Linked DNA regions of Homo sapiens: region 2 is linked to region 1. Evidence: read pairs that join two places in POLR2A ChIA-PET (ENCODE). Cell type or tissue: Caco-2. All regions are shown on one strand. Region 1 overlaps ONECUT3 (one cut homeobox 3). Region 2 overlaps TCF3 (transcription factor 3).

The links. Peaks named below come from ENCODE experiments on the same cell type or tissue, not always from the same donor. Only the 100,000 strongest peaks of a DNase experiment are listed, where the experiment ranks them.
Region 2: POLR2A ChIA-PET joins it to region 1 with 7 read pairs; 3 of 35 experiments call an interaction of 5 or more read pairs at or near these places.

Annotation. Positions count from the first base shown.
Region 1 is chr19:1,779,277-1,781,776 of GRCh38, forward strand. It overlaps ONECUT3 (one cut homeobox 3), which reads left to right. Exons shown (of 2, transcript NM_001080488.2): 2 at 1-1,712. Among named protein-coding and RNA genes, the nearest start is that of ONECUT3, 27 kb to the left of the region's middle. In Caco-2, no CTCF peak of the experiment used is centred here; a DNase peak (open chromatin) is centred at 1,482.
Region 2 is chr19:1,637,959-1,640,458 of GRCh38, forward strand. The region is part of intron 3 of TCF3 (transcription factor 3); the gene reads right to left. Among named protein-coding and RNA genes, the nearest start is that of TCF3, 13 kb to the right of the region's middle. In Caco-2, no CTCF peak of the experiment used is centred here; no DNase peak of the experiment used is centred here.

The DNA.
Region 1 (2,500 bases):
CAGGGCTGGAGACCAGAGGGAAAGTTAGAGGGAGCGTGATCGCGAGAGAGACTGCGGCAGAAAGGACCAGTGGCGTTTACAGATTTCTTATTTAAATGAGTCCTTTAGGAAAGAAAGGAAGAGAGAGAGAGAGCGAGCGCAAGAGAGAGAGAGAGGGAGAGAGAGGGAGAGGGAGAGAGAGAGGCAGAGGTATACCTTTCTGTTCTCTGGCTTGTTCTGTTTCTTGTTTTCTGGAGTCATGTCTTATAAGAGTATTTATTATTCTCTGTGTTCTGTGTTCAAATGTAATTTAAGAAAAAAAAAGGAAGAAAAATGCAAAAAAAAAAGACAAAATGGAATTTGAGTTGGTGCATGACTAATGTACTCTTTCTTGACGCTAATTGTAATAAAGTGGTCAGGGTGGGGGGCGGGGGGCGTGGCCCGGTTCCGTGTCGCATCTGTGTGTCTGGTGCCTGATCGGTGCTGTTCAGTGGTTTTTCGTTACTGTTTCTTTCCTCCTTTCTAAGGAACTGTGTCCAGCCGGGACAGGTGGACGGGGCCCCAGGTAGAGGGGGCGGGAACAGAGCCTCAGTAGCCGGGTCTCCTCCACCTGCCTGTCCATCTCCACCCGAGATGCCACCTGCCTGCCCCAGCCAGGCGGGAGCCACCGAGCGTCCCCCCCTCAGTTCCTGGTTCTTGGGGGCACTCTGGTGTCATCGATATCTTAGACCCCCCCAACCCCCCATCACCCGGTTGCTTTCACTCTAGCATGAATTCCCAAGTGTCTTGTTCAGAGGAGACAGACAATCAGCCTATTCTTGTCTTGTTGCCCAGGGTGGTGGGGGACGGGAGTGTGCCCCAACTTCCTGAGATCTGAAGGACCCTCCTGAGGGCCCCAACAGCAGGCACCAGCACCCCCTCCCCCCCCACCTCCACCCAGACAGCCTCGGCCTCCCTCCCTGGGCTGGGCATGAGTCCGCCTTTCTGTCCAGCCCGGGAGGCAGGGGGTGTACGCCTGCAGAGACCCCTCCCTCCCAGCCCACTTTCGGAGCCTACAGAACAGAGGACTCCCCAAAATCATCAAAGGGGGCTCTGGGACAATGTCCTCTGCCTCTGACTCCTCTTGTGCCATGAGGCCACGTCCCTGAGCCATCCCCAGATAGTCCCTGGAGGTGGAAAGGGGCACAGATGTGCCAGCTTGGGAACAGAGGCTGGAGGAGAGGGCGGCAGGGGAGAGATGAGAGGGGCCGCTTTTGGGACAGGCCCCAGTAGGGGGGGGCGGGGTAGCTAAACGGGGTGCTTCTCACCCCATAAAGCAGCAAGCCCTGGTCTGGAGGGCTGGGCCTGGGGCTGAGGGCTCAGCTGACCTCAAATCTGAAATGATGCCGGGGCCAGGATGCTCCTTGCACCAGCAGGAGCTTGGGCCATTTCACATTCTCTGCCCCAAGCGGTTTAAGCAAAATCAGGCCAGTAGACTCCTGGGGCTCCTCCTCGTGGCCCTGTCAGACCACGCAGGGGCTGGTTTTGGTGGAATGAGCTCAGCCGGGGGTGACGGAAGAGCCAGGAGGCCCTGCGGCCTTGAGTGTTTTGAATAGACTGGAACTGAGGGCTGCTTTCAGGGGAGACACCACTTGGACCCTCCAAAGTCCCCTCCCCTCCAGGGACAGGGGAGAGAAGCCCTTTTCCACCTTCACCCTTGGGCGACAGGCTTAAAAGCTAAAAAAAAAAAAAAATCTCGTCATTGTTAACCATTGCTGTGCTGGGTTTGTTGATTTGTTTTTCTTCAATAAATTATTTTCTAGTCACTCACCTGGGCGTGTGTGTTAGCTGACGGGTCGGGCACAGATAGGGGGCGGGAATGGAACTCGCCCACCTCGAGGCTGGGGAGGGAGGACCGGAGTGCAGGGAAGACGGACTTTGCTTCCACCCAGCTCGCCCCTCTCTGCTCTGAGTCCCGTCTTCTTCCTGGGCCAGTGGCCAGCTCTGAGCCTCCACAATCCACACAACTCCACCACCCACACAAGTCCACCACCCACAGGGAATGGTAAGAATCAGAAAGAGGCCAGGCGCGGTGGCTCACACCTGTAATCCCAGCACTTTGGGAGGCCAAGGCAGGCGGATCACGAGGTCAGGAGATCAAGACCATCCTGGCTAACACGGTGAAACCCCGTCTCTACTAAAAAATACAAAAAATTAGCCAGGCATGGTGGTGGGCGCCTGTATTCCCAGCTACTCAGGAGGCTGAGGCAGGAGAATGCTGTGAACCCGGAAGGTGGAGCTTGCAGTGAGCCGAGATCGCGCCACTGCACTCCAGCCTGGGCGACAGAGTGAGACTCCGTCTCAAAAAAAAAAAAAAAAAAAGAATCAGAAAGAAAAGCTTGGCGCCTTAGAAGGAAAAGCTTGGCGCCTTTGAGTCAACCAAGCCCCAAGATGCACACCTTGTCAGGACCTGCTTCTGTGACATCACTGCTCATTGCTTTCTGGAGTCTAAAGTGAACGGAGGCCCCAGTGAATGAAGGTG
Region 2 (2,500 bases), 140 kb before region 1:
CAAAAAGGATGAAGTTCAAGAAGTTCAATGATTTACCCTAAAAAACGAGAAGACTGTCTTAAGCCTGTAAGCCCCATGGATCCTCAAAGAAATGGCAGAGCCTGGGGGTTCTATGGAATGAAGTAGACAGTGAGCACATTTAATTACGAATCAAGAGATTCCTAGAAGCCGTAACAAGACAGGCACACAAGGAAAGCCCTCTGGGGGCACTTTGTGAGTTCTCTCTCATTTCACTGAATCCTTGCAGTGGCTACATTACCCCTACCCTACAGATAAGGAAACTGACGCAAAAGATAGATGCCATTTGCTCAAGCCCTCACAGTAAGTAGCAAAGTCACTATTTAATGATACAAATGTTTCCTAGTAAGATGCAAATACACAATTATGAACAGATACAATGTTTTTTTGTTTTTTTTGTTTGTTTGTTTGAGACTGAGTCTGGCTCTGTCGCCCAGGCTGGACTACAGGCGCCCACCACCGCGCCCGGCTAATTTTTTTGTATTTTTAACAGATACGGCATTTCACCGTGTTAACCAGGATGGTCTCGATCTCCTGACCTCATGATCCGCTGGCCTCGGACAATGTTTTTTAAAAGTAGCAATTTATTGGTAGCAAATACCAGCAGGGAAGAGAAATATACAGGCTCAATTTTCACCTTCTCACAGAAGGGGGCAGATGCGATTTCACTTCGGACGTTGAGAGCGCGAGAAACGGCGTGTTTAAACGTGTTCTTCACAACGCAGAATACTAACCGCTATTCAATCACGGCCTTAAACGTGTTATTCAAAACTAGAAAAGAACCACTGGCAGAGCCGCAAAGCGGTACAGAGCTTCAGAAAACACACACCGGGGGAAGCAATCCGGAGTTGGGAGCACACAGATGGAAAAACAAAATAAGACGATGGAAGGAAAAGCTGAGAACGAAGATGGACGGGTGCTTAACGTCTTTAATCTGAAAACACGGTGCCGACCAAAGACAGTTTTGAAACAAGCGACTCAGGAGATACAACCAGGAGCACAAAGATCTGCCAAGCCACACCAACAAAAAGGAAGGGTTGCAACCTTCATATCGAAGTTTCAATTCAAGGGAGGTTTCTTTTTCTGAGACAGAGTCTCGCTGTGTCGCCCAGGGTGGAGTGCGGTGGCGCGATCTCAGCTCACTGCAACCTCTGCCTCCCAGGTTCAAGTGATTCTCCTGCCTCAGCCTCCCGAGCAGCTGGGATTGCAGGCACCTGCTACCATGCCTGGCTAATTTTTTATATTTTAGTAGAGATGGAGTTTCGCCCTGTGGGCCAGGCTGGTCTTGAACTCCTGACCTCAGAAGATCCACCTGCCTTGGCCTCCCAAAGTGCTGGGATTACAGGCATGAGCCACCACCACCAGCCAAGGAACGGATTTTTTTGTTGTTGACAATGGCTCGACCCACAACGAAATCCCACTGTCTCAGCCCACACAAGCCCACAATCCTGGCATCTAAATACGTCAACAGAGAAACCGACAAACAGAACAGAGGGGGATGGCGCTGCTCTCAGCCTGACATTAAACAGATTAAAAATCTAAATATGGTTCAAAGGCCTCGCAGCTCCACATCCAACTATCCCTCAAGTACTCACAAAGAAGGACAAAAATAATCCATGTTTCAGCCTCGGCAGAGGAGCTCTGCGTCCTCCAAACAGTAGCTACCGTTTAAGCCAAAGCTGAGTTTTGGCACTGGAGATCTAGAAATCAAGAAAGGACCTCCAACTTGGAACTCAGAAACCTCTGAAGCAACCTGACCTGAAGAGGAAATTAGGAAAAAAAAAAAAAAAAAAAAAAAGGAACAAATGTCAGTAATATGAGAAAAACATGCATTATGGAAACCAATGGGATGGGGTTCACGGGGTGGAACCCTCAACACCACACTGATGGAACAGAAGAGGGCAGAAGTCAGCAAAAGGGGCCTGTGATCTGAAAGTCACCAAAAACTTTAGAAAGAGAAGAAATGCCGATAAAGAGGAAAATTGATCAATTGATCAATATCGATTTGCCAATGAAGCAGATTCTCCAGAAGAAAAATCAACGAGAGAGAGAAAATGCACAGGGCAGCCGAGTCAAGAACAAAGAAACCACCTAAAAGTTGGCGCATTGAGGACCGCGGCGCCCTCAGCCTCCCTGCGCAGGTGGAAAGACAGGCGCCTCCAAACGTTATCAAAGAGCCGAACGGGGCCAGGCGCAGAGGGTCAGGCCTGGAATCCCAGCACTTTTGGCACGGGTGGACAGACAGGCGCCTACAAACATTATCAAACAGCCAAATGAGGCCGGGCTCGGTGGCTCATGCCTGTAATCCCAGCACTTTGGGAGGCCGAGGCGGGAGGATCACCAGGTCAGGAGACCGAGACTGTCCTGGCTAACACGGTGAAACCCTGCCTCTACTAAAAATACAAAAAATTAGCGCAATGGTTACTAAACTCTCTAAGTTTCAGCTTCTTTACCAGTAAAATACGGTAATAATTACACCTAT